3 separate regions of the Homo sapiens genome follow, and all the other regions are linked to region 2. The links are chromatin loops, found by intact Hi-C in ENCODE. Cell type or tissue: gastrocnemius medialis. All regions are shown on one strand.

Evidence for each region. A loop is a pair of places that touch in the nucleus more often than their neighbours do. Peaks named below come from ENCODE experiments on the same cell type or tissue, not always from the same donor. Only the 100,000 strongest peaks of a DNase experiment are listed, where the experiment ranks them.
Region 1: it touches region 2 in a loop (2.1-fold over the local background); 3 of 110 quality-filtered maps call a loop at or near these places.
Region 3: a loop joins it to region 2, with 1.9 times the contacts of the local background. A loop is called at or near these places in 7 of 110 quality-filtered maps.

Annotation. Positions count from the first base shown.
Region 1 is chr6:118,667,113-118,672,112 of GRCh38, reverse strand. All of the region lies in intron 1 of LOC124901388 (a long non-coding RNA gene), which reads right to left. It also overlaps a transcript of CEP85L not described here. Among named protein-coding and RNA genes, the nearest start is that of CEP85L, 18 kb to the right of the region's middle. In gastrocnemius medialis, no CTCF peak of the experiment used is centred here; a DNase peak (open chromatin) is centred at 2,879; H3K27ac peaks cover 3,627 bases.
Region 2 is chr6:118,742,607-118,747,606 of GRCh38, reverse strand. No RefSeq gene overlaps it. Among named protein-coding and RNA genes, the nearest start is that of CEP85L, 94 kb to the right of the region's middle. In gastrocnemius medialis, no CTCF peak of the experiment used is centred here; DNase peaks (open chromatin) are centred at 1,309 and 2,746; H3K27ac peaks cover 1,278 bases.
Region 3 is chr6:118,695,602-118,700,601 of GRCh38, reverse strand. It overlaps a transcript of CEP85L not described here. Among named protein-coding and RNA genes, the nearest start is that of CEP85L, 47 kb to the right of the region's middle. In gastrocnemius medialis, a CTCF peak has its summit at 2,891; a DNase peak (open chromatin) is centred at 4,111; H3K27ac peaks cover 1,306 bases.

The DNA of each region.
Region 1 (5,000 bases), 75 kb after region 2:
GTGAGCTGAGATCGCACCACTGCACTACAACCTGGGCAACAGATGAAACCCTGTCTCAAAACAAAAACAAAACAAAAAAAGAGAATAATACGTCAAATTATTTGTAAAGAAAAACCTTCCTCCCTATTTCAAACAGCTTGAAGAAAGACAATTTTTGTCCTTTTATTTATTTTTGGGGGATAGAGTCTCGCTCTTTCGCCCAGGCTGGAGTTCAGTGGCACCATCTCAGCTCACTGCAACATCCACCTCTGTGTTCAAGCAATTATCGTGCTTCAGCCTCCCAAGCAGCTGGGATCACAAGCACAGGCCACCATGCCTAACTGATTTTTGTATTTTTAGTAGAGACGGGGTTTCACCATGTTGGCCAGGCTGGTGTCGAACTCCTGACCTCAAGTGATCCACCCTCCTCAGCCTCCCAAAGTGCTGGAATTATAAACATGAACCACCATGCCCAGCTTGTCTTTACATTTATTTTGATGATGAATTCGAAATGGTACCAATGTATATCAGTGCTTTATTCACAACACTGACCTGGAGATATTTCAGAATAGAGAAACGCCAGATCCTTAGTAAGTTTCAACAACAAAAGGGTTGAGGGGTCACTGATAAAATTTTATTTCTCTCTTCATTTTACTAACGGAAATTAATTTTTTTTATTAACAGTAGTGCTTTATGTATTCTCAGTTCTGCTCCCAAAAGGATTTAAGGTGGCTGACATAAATGTATATGATAAAATAATACTTAATACTTAACATAATAACGATAACAATTTACAAGGAATGCAGAAAAAGAGAAAATAAGTGTAGAAAAAAGAAAATAATACAAGGAGGGGAAGTTGCTAAACAAAACGTATGCTGCAAAGTCACTTACATCCACTTGCTTATGTAGGGCCACATATTTGGCTCTGAATTTTCCAGGCAATTCAAGAGGGCTCACAACCAGATAGAGATCCACTGTCCATAAGATTCAAACAAACCAATTGCTTACGATAACATAGTTTCTCCAGTTGCTGAAACCAGAGAGCAATTTCTCCAAAAGTTTGCCACAAAGACTACACTGTAAGTTACAGTGACCACCATCCTTACAGCCAACACAGTACAATTTCACAGGAATCGTTTCTCAATATAGCTAAAAACACAGTGTTTTTTTTTTTTTACATAAAAAAGTTCAGTACACTAATTTCTAGTTTTGCAGTATCCTCAGCACCAAAAGTCGTCCTGCTGATGGTGCTAATCAGGAGAACATTTCCATGGTCAAGCTAAGATGCCTAGATGATTTCAGTTTAGTTCAACAGCTCAATAAAATTTTAAGGTCAGTAGGCATATTGTTGGATAGAATATATGAAAAAAGTTCAGCAGAGATTTTTGTGTTTCTGCTGCAATAGTACCACATAACCAAACACAAATTTTAGAAGCTTAAAACAAAACTGTCTATTTTTCTTGTTCAAGGTTTTGGTCAGTTTAACATCCCCTTTCCTCATTCTTGAACCAGTGGCTAGCCAGGAGATTACAGAAGCAAAAGAAATAAAGCCACTTTTAAAGCCTCTGCTTAGTGCGACAATGAAGCAAACTAATACAGGAACAGAAAACCAAATACCACATGTTCTCACTTATAAGTGGGAGCTAAACATGGAGTACACGTGGCCACAAAGAAGGGAACAACAACAACAACAACAAAAGGAAACACAAAGAAGAGAAAACAGACACCAGGGCCTACTTGAGGGTGGAGGGTGGAAGAAGGGTGAGGATCGAAAAACTATCTATCAGGTACTATGCCTACTACCTGGATGACAAAATAATCCTTACTCCAAACCCCCATGACATGCAGTTTATCTATATAACAAACCTGCACTCGTACCCCTGAACCTAAAATAAAAGTTAAAAAAAAAAAAAAGCCTCTGCTTGCATCACATCTACTAACTTCAGTCAAAGCAAGTCACACGGGCAAGCCCCATATGAAGTAGGTGGGGAAATGCTACATATATTCTGCCCGTTCTGATAGAAGGTACTGCCAAGCCACTTGACAAATGCTTTGTAATTCTATCGCAGGGAGAGAGGGAAGAATTGGGAATAATTCAGTTACCACATCCATAATTCTATTTGCGACTTCCCTTTACTCTTTGGTTCCCATTCAGTACCTCGAAGATACAAAGTTGGAGGTCATCTAGTATGATCCTTTCCTCTTACACATGAGTTATCTGGGGCCCAGAGAGCTTATGGGACTTGCCTAAGATCACACAGTCAATTCAGCGCTCTACCACATTGAACCAAATGGTTGTAACTCTAACTTTCCTCTCTATCATCTGCCTCCAAACCCCAACTCCACAGGGAATTACAGGGGTTTAGTTCATGAGATAAATATATGAGTGAGGCCCTGAACTCCAGTCTCCAGAGGTAATAGCCTAGATTCACTGTGGATATGAAAGGTTTTAGTAGTGCAATGAGAGGAGACCATAAATTCTAGGTTCTGACTTGGAGAAATTGGTTTTTCACAAAGTGACTGGTGTGTGTGGAGGGAGGGCAAATTTCTAATGAAAATATTTATAGACCCTAGTGGTTATTTAAAAGTAGGTAATATTTCCAGAAGGAAATGTTTAGTTTGTTTCCCAGTTGCTTTCCATTGTCTCCATGCTTCATCTAACAAAGAATCAAATGTAAGGAAGGGCAAGGGGGTGGGTAGTTGGAACAACAACGGAATACTGCCAGAGATGAAGGAAAGATATAAAATGTGGCCTTTTCAAGTTGACATTTGTTTTTTAAGTTTCCCTAATGCCCTCTATAAGGTAAATCACCAGAGGCTGTGTGTTTGGCTTACTCCTCAAAAGCAGATCTGAGTTGGTAAGCAACTGAAACGCATCAGAGGATGGTTTGTTTTGAGAGAAGGGAACAGCTGTTCCTCCTGGAGTCCCTGACAGACATGGAGCCCTATCTGTTACCTCTGTGTTCCTAGATGGTATTGCTTACAGCCCTTTTTGTGTTCTGTTTACTGTTCCAATTCTGTAGGTCAGCTTGACTGGATATTCTATATATTTTTAGAGACACTTATTGCTAACATAGTTTTTGTTATCAATGTCTTAAGTCAGAAAGTTTCTTTAACATTTCTTGGTTTTACTCCCAGTTTGTTTACTTCTGCAAATCAGCTCTCTGGCAAGAAACTTGAGTCCTGCAGATGATATTATCTTGGAGGAATGTAGGGCCAGGCTACAGGGTAGCTTTTCTGAGAATAAATGATCTGACCACACTTAATAAACAAAGCCAGATAAGAAGCAGCCATTCAACATGAAAACAAAGAGCAATAATTTAGATATATAGCTTTAAAATAGAAACACAGGAAAACATACAAAATATGTTTTAAAATAATTATTTCCCATCTTAATTTTGTTCTGTTCCCTTTATTTTAGCCTTGAACAGACAGTCCCCACATTTTCAACTATGATTTCATTTTTAACAACAAAATTTCACAGAGTTGCACATAATAGTGTTTGTACTTTTAGTAAAAGTTGACTGAAAGTACATAAGGATAAACACATTGCTAGGAATTCAGTAATGCTTTTTGCCCAGGCTGGACTTGAACCCCTGGGCTCAAGTGATCCTCCCACCTCAGCCTTCCGAGTAGCAAGTAGTGGGGACTGTAGGCACACAGTACCACATCTGGCTTCAGTAATGCTTTTAATTGAAGGCATACTTTATTAAACAAAAGAGCATCTCTATCCATTTGAAGTCTGGGTGTATATATCAGTGCAACCCACCTTATTCAGGTAAGCATACCTTATGGGACTTCAGGTCCCTTTGTAATAATTTTAAAACTCTGCAGGTGTCCATGGCTCATAGGTTGATATCTAAACTTTGCCTTTCATCATTTATGCCTGTCAACTTTGGGAGCTGTCCTATTTAATTACATCATTGCTCTCCTGCCTGCACAAGCACTGCATATTCTTACCAGTTGGCTTGAACAGTATATAATATAATGGTTAGAGCTCTGTCTTCCTAAAAGTCAGAAGATTGGAATTTTGGATTGTTTTGTTGTTGTTATCTACTAATACATTTCTTTAAAGAAGTCAACGGCTTTGAGACTGTTTTGCTTTTTGCAAAATTGAGGAGAGGGCTGGGGAGATATTTGCTCAGCCCAACTCATGGATTATTATGAGGAACATAGTAGATTATGTAGCACTTAATCATATATACAGTAAATAGTCCTCAGTCAGTATTTTTGCAGAACCATTTGGAACTGAATTCTCAGCTTTTGCAGTACTACAAAGACATAGTTCACCCAGATTTACACTGGCCTGTGTGCCATGCTCTCCAGACACACAGTGGGTAGTAGATAGAAAGGGGGAGATCTGTGCATTGGACTGGGCTGGGAGTAATGACCTAGGTTTACGATTTATCTCTGCCATTTCAGTGAGTCATTTCATCTCTCTAGGCCTTAGTCCCTTGTGAATAGAGAAATGAATGAAAATCTCAGAGGTGTTCACATTTTGCAAAAGGGCTCTTTTTTCTTCTTCCTAAATGAAATTAAATTGCAAAACTCCAATATATAAATCAGATATCCAAAAAATGCAGTTTTCACATGCAGTTTAAAATGTTCATTTATTGCAAATGAGGCCCTAGGAGCACAGTTTGAAAACCACTGATTTAGTTCATGTCTAAGATCCAGCTTTACATTAAGATGCCCATTTATTAAAGTGAGATATGTTTCTGCCCAAATATTGCTAGTTGTCACCTACATGGGACTTCTTGCCTTGATAGTCTTGTCCACTCAGGAAATCAAACCTTAGAGCAGCACTTAGAGTGTAAAAAAAATCAAAGCAAGTTCTATATTCTTAAGGAATAGTTCCCTCAAGCAATGGTGACCCAATTTAATGCCCTTCTTCATGTTAGTAATTTTTTTCTCTAAAGAACTGGGCCACGAAATCTAGAATCTCAGCACCATCCCGTATAGTATAGGAAGAAACACTAATCATAATTCTAACATTTGGAGCCACTCCAGGACTGAGTCTG
Region 2 (5,000 bases):
AAAAATTGTAAAAGACCTTAAAATGGATAAAAATAACTTCTGGATATCTTGTGTAGCACAACCTTCCAGTTTATCTCTACTTTTCATTGTCTTTGAATTATTTTATATTATTATTTTATTATTTTTAGAGACAGGACCTTGATCTGTTGCTCAGGCTGGAGTGCTGAGCCGCAAGTGATCCTCCCGCCTCGGCCTCCCACAACAGTGGGATTACAGTTGTGAGCCCTGGCTCCAGCCTTGAGTTATTTTATACTGTAAATGCAGAAAATTGGCAATAATGCAAATGATCATTATCCATAGAAATGCAAATGAACCGTGTCCAGTGGAATGCCATTGCTTATTGCCCTGTTGATCTTGACCAGTTTTACACTTATGTGTAAATTCATTTCAGCATTTCTGATTGCCTGTATATCCCTGGTACTTTGAGTTCTCCTTTGAGTTGTGGCTTTGGGCAAAACTCTTAGCCCTTCTACCCATGAGTTTTCCCATTTGTTTCATCTTAGGGTTCTTGAAGGATTAAATGAATTAATGCATGTTACACCCTTCACAGTGACTGAATATATGAATATGTGGTAACTAGCTATAGCTAAATATATCACCATGTGAATTTTCAGAATGTTGCAAGAATAAAAATGGTTGAGAGGAACACATGGGAAGCCACTTACTGAATGAGGCCAAGCAGGGCCAGGGAGATGTGGAGGAAGCTGGGGTGATTGGTGGGGGCAGGGTGGGGGTAGGCTGGGGGTGGATAGAGGGGAGTCACCAGTTACCAGGTAAGCAGCTGGGAGGCTTTGTAGGCAAATGAAGTAGCCAGTATTCTTCCTTACTGTGGAGAAGCTAGTGCTGGAGTTTCTAACACAGATTTCAAGGTCTATTAGAGCTAGACTCAGAATTCAGGCAGAGAAGCCACAGTAGGAAACTGAAAGAGTGACGGGCTTGGGTTTTTGCACCCATCCAGAGTTTCTGCCAGGGAGGCTAGCAGAGGCAAAGGTATGCACCAGGAAACAGCCTAACCTGCTAGACCCAAGAGCTCATGGTGTCAGTCAGGAGGATAGTTCAGTCCCCATCCACTAGCAACAAGGCGGGTGACTGTGGGCAGGTTGTGAGTGTCAAACTGTGATGCCCTAAGGCCCCTAGACTCAAAGATGAATAAAACAGAAACACACACACACAAACACACACACACACACACACACACACACACACGTTTCTAAGCCTTTCAGCAAGAGGTGGCCAAGAGGCAAATCCTATCTGACAGGCGCAGCAACAGCAGCTGGAGCAGCAGCTGACTTTTGAAGCCCAGACTCAGGGTGTGTGTGGCTCGGTTTCTTCTCTTCCTAGGGTTTTGAGGAAGCACAGCCCTCTGACAAAAGAGGAAGGTCTGAAAATGTAGACGTGAGGCAGATTACTGGGCAAAATGGCACAGGAGTCCCCAGGCCACCATCACTGTATCCCTGCAGGGTGTTTCTTTTCATGAAATATGTATTGACCTGGCCCTTTCTCTTTTGTCTTTTTTCTTGCATTTTTAATAGAGTTGAAAAATTAACATAGGGCAATTCATATACCTCTCAAAATGTAGTTCTCTGTTTAGCTGGACAAATCTCCCTCTGAAGTTCTCTCTTCCTTGGATAAGGGTGAGATGGGAACCCCTAACTGGCCAGTTCAATCTATGTCCTGGTTGCTTTTGATTTGACCTGTTCTTTTACAATGTAAATTCTGCGTCTTTTAGATTTCTCCTTCAAGCCTTGTTCTTCCCAAGATAGTAACTATGGGTATGGATATGGATATTGTTATGACTTTGTAGGGGGTCCTGTCTATAAGAGGACCACAGAGATCTCATGGTCCTCTGGTCCCCACAGATAGTTCCCTTCTTCTCCTGGTCACGGGGGGACTCTGCCAGTATCTGCAACTGAAGCCTGAGGCTGGTGGTTTGAGACCTGTTCTCTTGGTCCTCCCTTGTACACAGGGCCCCTGCTCTTACTGGAGCTGTGAACCCCTCGAAGTCCTAGCCAAGTTCTGCATCTGGCCTTTGGCTTGAATTGTCCAAACCACAGCCTTGACGCAGCAGTTCCCTCACGGTTTCTTCTACAATCATCACAGCAGTTCCCTTCAGCTACCTGCTGCACACCTAAGAAGCTTGTAAGTCTTTCTGGGGCCTTTCCATACCACAGAAGACAAGAGGGTCTTCCGAGGCACCAGTGCGACTTTCTCTCAGTGCAGGTGGCTGCTTGGGACTTCCCCATATTTTTTGCTTGGGACTACCCCATATGTCTCCTTCCAGAGTTCTAACCAGGGAGTGCAGCACAAGGTCCCTGTCTTCCAGCTTCCCCGCACCTCGTAGCACCCACCTTTTTGGGGAAGTCAAAACCTATTTGCCCGTTTGCTTCCCTGACCTCCATCTTTTTTCTCCTTCCCCCTCTGCCCTGGGCTGGGTGGGGATGGGCCTTCCACTTTCTCTCAGTGTCTGCTCGCACCTTCTCTTCTGTCTGGTTCTTTTTCCCCAGAACAGCAAGTCATGCCACCTAGTTATCTCTTTCAACTTCGGAAGGAACTCACCATCTGAGCCAACCAAGCTTAGCTGTTAAGCAGAAGCTATGGGACAACCAAGAGCCAGGGAGTTTTTAGAAACAAAGTACATGAATTAACATTTCAAAAATGTATCCCTGTATTCATTCATGTAGCCATCAGGACTCACTGTGCACCTACACATGGCAGGCACCGGTCTGACGTCCGAGACACAAATAGGAGAAAGACTCAGTCTTTGCTGTAAGTTCTGTAGCCCAGTTGAGGAGGCAGCCAACAATGAATCATTATCCTCCAATACGAGTAGATTTGGAGTGCACTGGAGCATAGAGGAAGGAGGGAGCAACTCCACATTGGCTTGAGCAGGCTGGAAGCACTGCTCAGAGGAGATGATAGGTGAGAAGGCTCAATCCATTCAGAAAAAAAGAGGGCAGCCTGCACAGTGCGGGGAGGGGAGCTGAGGCTGGCAAGGAAGTGATGTGCCTGGAGAGCAGAAAGAGGTTGGGTCACAGGGAGCATATGGTTGGGGTGGGGTGGGAGGAGATGATGTGGCAAGGGGGTTTGGCATCAATTTGTTTTTTGAAGTTGAAGAATTTGGAATTAATCCCATAAGCAGGGGGGAATCTATTGGAGTAACATGTCCATACATGGTATGCCACCCAGATCTCAGACTCCTTTGAAAGAGTATTTGGGGAAATTCTTGCCTCCTGAGCCTGTTCCACATTGTGGTTGTGTCTCTTGCCACTCACATTCCTCCTGGAGCTGCCATTGCTGTTGGTCACTGACCACTAAGCTACTCCACTATGCTACCTCTGCGTTGCCCTTGGCAGAAAGGTGAATTTGGGGGCTATACCCTTTTTATTTCCCATAAGGCTGTCACACAGGCTATAAAGAAATATTGGACTCTGGATGGTTTGGAGTGATGGAGAAGGCCTTTGTTATAGCAAGAAATATACCGGAAATTGAACCCAGGTCCAATCCAATGATCTGAAATTCTTATTGCCAAAAACTCCTGCAACTGATTAAAAATGTTTGTGCCTACCCATAATAGCTCTGCTCTGTGCTATCATTATTTGTTTATGCTTTCTGGAACAGCTGTTGGCTGCAGAACTGAGCATGCTTTAAGAGAATGTCAGAGTTAACATCAGCATGCTCTCAGGAGCCAGGAGCTCACATTGATTGGAATAAATATAGCTTGACTTGGCTATAAGTCTATGGATGAAGTCAGTAACATGGTAACAACAAAACAGTTTTCTAGAAACAGTGGATCCTGAGAGCATGCTGCCAAGAGAAGTAAAATGACAAACACCCTTTTCTAGGTGTCTGAGAAATGGGGGCCTTTTTGCTGTAGAATTTTATCTTGAAGCGGAATTTGTTTGTCCCACCAGATAGGCTTTTCTTGGCAGAACCAAAGGTGATTATTTCTTGTATAATCATATATGAATTTTTCTTAGCAACAAAAGTCTACACTGGGGATTAGTCAAAGATAAGGTCAGAAAATTAGTTCAGGGCATAAAGGTGTAGACCTTGAATGGCAGCCTTTGGAATATAAACTTTGCTCTGTTAATGAGCGGTTTTAAAATGCTTTTAAGCAAAGCATGCAAATACAGTTGATTCTTATTCATGGTAAGATTCCTAGAGCCTCTGATCACAAATATATATATAGAAAATATATACATATAATATATTATATAATATAATATACATATAATATATGTATAATATATACATATAATATATACATATAATATATACATAATATATACATATAATATATATATAATATATACATATAATATATATAATATATATATATTATATGCATATATATATTTTTTTTTAAAAAAAGGTCTCACTCTGTCTCCCAGGCTAGAGTGCAGTGCTGTGACCATGGCTCACTACAGCCTTAACCTCCCAGGCTCAAGCACTTCTTCCACCTCAGCCTCCAGAGTAGTTGGGACTACAGGCTTGCACCACCACAGCCGGCTAATTTAAAACAAATTTTTTTGTAGAGGTGGCATTTCGCTATGTTGCCTGGGATGGTCTTGAACTCCTGGGTGAAGCAATTCTCCCACCTCGGGCTTTCAAAGTGCTGGGATTACAGGCATGAGCCACTGTGCCAGCCAACATTTTCAACAATCGATCAATATGCAATCTTGTGTTAAGCGTATTTCTATTTGAAGATACTTTATTTAATATACATTGTTGATTCATTAACATTGAACCCAGGACCAACAGCACTGCAACTGACACTTGAAAGCAGCTTATCTAACAGATAATTTTCTCTGTAAGGCCCATTATAGCTTTCTTGCACTAGGAACACTAGAAGTTACTTCAGTCCTATGCTGAAAAAAGCAAAAAACGTGATATTAAGTAGACTATGCAAAGAACACTTATTTATAGTATGAGAAAGCATGAAACAAGAAGGAGGGTTTCACCTTGTTGAATCTCAGTGGAAGACATGCATATCAGGTGAC
Region 3 (5,000 bases), 47 kb after region 2:
GCAGAAGATGTTCTCACCAAAGGAATTGAAAGAGTGCTAAGGTATGCTGGCATAATATGGAGAATATGTGTGGAAATGGATTGAGAGTACTAGACCAAGAAAGGAAGAGCATAACTATAGATCACACAGAATTCAGCAATAGGGATACACTTATTGGAGATTCTGGATTTAAGGTGCTGGCTTAAGCAGCTGCAAGTTGTGTAAATTATTTGCTCTCTTGAGCTGTGCTCAGTAGTATTTCATTCCAAATGAACAGGAAATGCTAGACATTTTTGTAAGAATACAGGTGAAGGAAGCCAACAGGTTATGGAGATGAGAATATTGGGGTAGATTATCACATGTGAACTACACGCTTATTCCCTAACAGTCTCCTTCCTCTAGAAGGAGGAAGAAATGCACAGAAAACCTTTTTTATACCAGGGGCTCAAGAATTGCATAGGTATCTTAAAAGGCATTTTGGTGGTTTTCATGTGCTGGGGTAAAAAGAGAATACTCTGTGGTTGAAAAGGGCTCCTGATTTCAACAGTGACACTGATGGAAAAGGACAAGTAGTGGCACCTAACTGGCAAAGTTAAGGTGGGCATGCTCCTATAATAATAGCAGTAGAGGCCGGGTATGGTGGCTCACGCCTGTAATCCCAGCACTTTGGGAGGCTGAGGCGGGCAGATCACTTGAGGTCAAGAGTTCAAGACCAGCGTGGCCAACATGATGAAACCCTGTCTCTACTAAAAATGCAAAAATTAGCTGGGCGTGGTGGTGCGTGCCTGTAGTCCCCGCTACTCGGGAGGCTGAGGCAGAAGAATCACTTGAACCCAGGAGGCGGAGGTTGCACTGGGCCGAGATCATGCCATTGCACTCCTCCAGCCTGCATGACAGAGTGAGACTCTGTCTCAAAAATAATAATAATAATAGTAGTAATAATAATAATAATAGCACTAGAGCTGGTATGGCATTCAAAATGATACATCCTTCAAACATCTCCAGAAATCTTTTACATATAATGGAGTTACAAAGATAAAAACAGATGAGCAGCCCACCAGGGGCCTAATTCAGTTGAATAATGGAAAATACTCCAGGATTAGTGGCTGTAGCTTTGGTGTTGTGTTCGTTAACTCAGTCGTTCTGGTAGGGTCTTTTTTTTTTTTTTGAGACAAGGTCTTGCTCTGTCATCCAGGCTGACATGCAGTGGTGTGATCACGGCTCACTACAGCCTTGACCTCCTGGGCTCAAGTGATCCTCCCACCTCAGGCTCCTGAGTAGCTGGAATTTCAGGGACGTGCCACCATGCTCGGCTAATTGCTTAATTTTTTTATAGAGATGGGGGTCTTGCTATGTTGCCCAGGCTGATCTCAAACTCCTGGGCTAAAGTGATCCTCCCACCTCAGCCTCCCAAAGTGCTGGGATTATAGGCATGAGCCACTGCACCTGGCCCATGGTGCCCTTCTGATACTTGCCTCCCCAGTCTTTCCAATGATTTTATAAGCACTTAATTCTCTGTCTTAAGACTCTTTGTATTTAAAATACTTAGAGTGGTCCACTGCGCTGAACACAAATGCATTCTAATAAGCCCCTGAACCCTCGCTAGGATTATTTTCAGTTTCCGGGCATATTATTAGTAAAAATAACCTCAGTAAATGGCAGAATTCTGACACTGACCCTCTGACCTATAGAATAGAGTTTAACACAGTTATCATGGTTAAGAATGACTTTGTGAAAGCTCAGGGGTTACCGTCACTGTCAAAATAGTAAATCAAAAAATATTCTGTTATACTTCATTGAAAAAATTATTGTAATTTTTTTGCACTACATTCCTGGGGAAATCATAGAGCTGAAGGTCACTGTGCTTCCTATCACATCCCCACTTAATTCTTCAACTGCTGGCCAGTGCAAAAGATGGATCAGTCTTAGATAATTCTAGGGGATAACTGTAGGCTAAGTCAAGTGGAAACTTGTCTTTCAAGTACATATGATCTTTCAAATGTAGTATCCTTATCACAGTGAATCAAGACATACTATGGGATATTGATTGCAGCGTTCATCTGGACAATCCTTTTTTTTTTTTTCTGCTTCAGCAAACACAGAAAGCACATCAGAAGTAGTTTGACTTTACCTAAAACAGCAGAACTATATTTTCAACTCAGAGTTATGTTACTTCTCCATTCTCTGTGCCATAAGTTGCTCTAAAGGAACCTGGTCATCTCATCATCCAGGGATATGCTGAAGATAACATTCTGATGACTCTGGAGAACAGCAAGTGGCTAGTATTTTAGATTAAGACCATGCATGCCAGAAAGTAGAAATAAATCTCATGATAATTCAATGATGTTTCTTGGGATCCAGTGTTGCATGACATGTGAGTTTATACTTTCAGTGTCAAGGACAATTTATTTCCCACCTCTAGGAAAAAGTACTATGTGGGATGGTGGTCTCTGGATTTTAGAAGCAACATATGTCTCATTTTGTGTGCCCTTCAGCTCCTTTTCTTGAGTGATCTGAAAGGCTAACAGCTTTGAGTAGGGCCCAGAGGAATGCTCCAGCTGGTCCAGGCTGCAGCTTTTTTTATATGGCCCTTAGGACCCAGTGGGACCAGTGGTACTCAAAAATCAAATGAGTCTGCAGAAAGAGTGAATACGAAGTTCGCAGCAGGAACGTCAGGGTTCTAGAGCAAAGCTATAACTTCTTCAGTGAGTAGCCATTCATTCTTCTTTGAAGGAATAGCACTTGGCTTAATACTGGGCCCAGATAGAAACCAGATGACTGTGAAACACAAGCTGCCTATCATGAAGTGAATGTTATCTGATCTACACAGCTATAAAGTCAGACATATTCGAGTGGAAATAGTATATATGTGAGTGCATCTGAGCATGTCCTGAGAGCTCAAGTTTCATATACTGATGGCTCTTCTTCCTGGCATTCATCCTCATGCCACACCGCCACCTCTCTGCCAACCATCATGACTTCATGAATAGTTCTCCATTACCAGTTAACTGAAGAAAACTAGCATAGTTTACATATAGCTCTGAGAGTAAGCTGGCATCACTAAAAGTAAATGTACAAAATAGATTACTGAAGTGCTACTCAGTTCCACTCAGTCCCACCAAAGTGAAGGTGGAGAAGGAAAATTATCCTAGTATGCAGAGCTTGAGTGGTATATCGTCCTTGATTTTTCCAGCAAGAGAGAAATGCTGATGGACAGTAACAAATAGTTTGGTCAGATTTTCATGGAAGTGGAAAGATAAAGACCAGAGGACTGGTGACAAGTGTCTGGATGGGTCTCAAAATGGGACTATCATACGAAGACATTTGGGATTCATATAAGTGTGACAACATTGGTTGTCAATCCAATAGCTATACCCCTTCTTTGTGAACAAAACTTCAGATTTGTACAGGTGTCCAAGCTCCTCCATGTGACTTTATGCTCCAGAGAAGGCTGACCACACCTCTACGCTTGCAGGTGAATCAGTGAATCTAAGTGATCATGGTGATTCTGTTTCCCTCGTGAGCCTCAAAAAGGGCCATACAACCCCATTTTAGCCAATGAGAAATTGAAGGGAGTCTGCTGTGGGGTTAGTTCAATGGGAGTTTCTTTATCTATTAAAATGCAAACAATAAATAGTCCCCTTTTCTGCCTTTAGATGTTAGTGTGAAGATGTCTCTCCTGAAGTACCTTAGTCTTCTTATGACTATGAAAGAAGCTAAGGTAATATGCTCAGGATGGCAAAGCAAAAAGATGGGAAGGACCTGGATCCTTAATAAAATTGTTGAGCTATCTAATCAACTACCTCTTGCACCACCCTATCTTAGAACGTTTTAACATGTGAAGTAATAAATTCTTAATGGTTTATATCAACTGTCCAAGGTTTTTATTTTTTTGAAGTCAAAAATATCTTAACTGCTAACAACAACAACAACAACAACAAAAAACTCTGTGGAGGTTTAGTAAACCAGTGGACAAAATAATCCACTCTGCAAATGTTAGTCATTCTTCTTCCCCATTGATCCTGGGGCTCACTCAACGGGCTCATGAACAAAGTGTCTACAGCAACTTGGATGCAGAGTATGCACAAGCTCAACAATATGGACCTTTCATCACCAATGCTGGCTGTCACTGCTGATTGCCCAACTTGCTAGCAGCAGAAATAAATCTTGAACCTCTGACATGATATCATATCCCAGGAGGACATTCAGCCACAGGGAGGCAGGTTAATTTATTGGCTGTCTATCATCACAGAAGAGATAGAAATTCATCCTTACTGTACTATTACTTATTCTGGATTTGGATTTATTTTCCTGTCTAACATTTCTTTTTCTTTTTCTTTTTCTTTTTCTTTTTTTTTGAGACAGAGTCTCGCTCTGTCACCCAGGCTGGAGTGCAGTGGTGTGATCTCAGCTCACTGCAACCTCCTGGGTTTAAGCAATTCTCCTGCCTCAGCCTCCCGAGTAGCTGGAATTACAGGCATGTGCCACCACATCAGGCTAATTTTTGTATTTTTAGTAGAGACAGGTTTTCACCATGTTGGCTAGGCTGGTCTCGAACTCGTGACCTCAGGTGATCCGCCTGTCTCGGCCTCCCAAAGTGCTGGGATTACAGGCGTGAACCACCATGCCCCGCCTCCTAACATTTGTGTCTGACACTTGCTAGTACAACCATCCTGTATATACTAAATACCTCTTACAAAGGGGGATCATATCTGGTTCACCCAAGTCAGTTCCAGTTTGTTGCTGTTGTCCTGGTGTAATTAGTAGCCCTCATCACCCTCAAAAGCACCCCAGTTCAGATGACAAATTATAAAGGCATCTTACTTACATACCATCATGGTATCTTGTACACATTACTTTTTATCTGGACAGCCATTTTTAATTAAATAAGCAGTAGAGCTTATGTTTATGGCTTACCATATGTTTATTAACTAGAAATAGACGAACAGCTATAAGACAAAATGCAAAATTGTGGCACTGTCCTGTAGAATGTGTTATATTCTCTGAACCAGTAGTTCTCA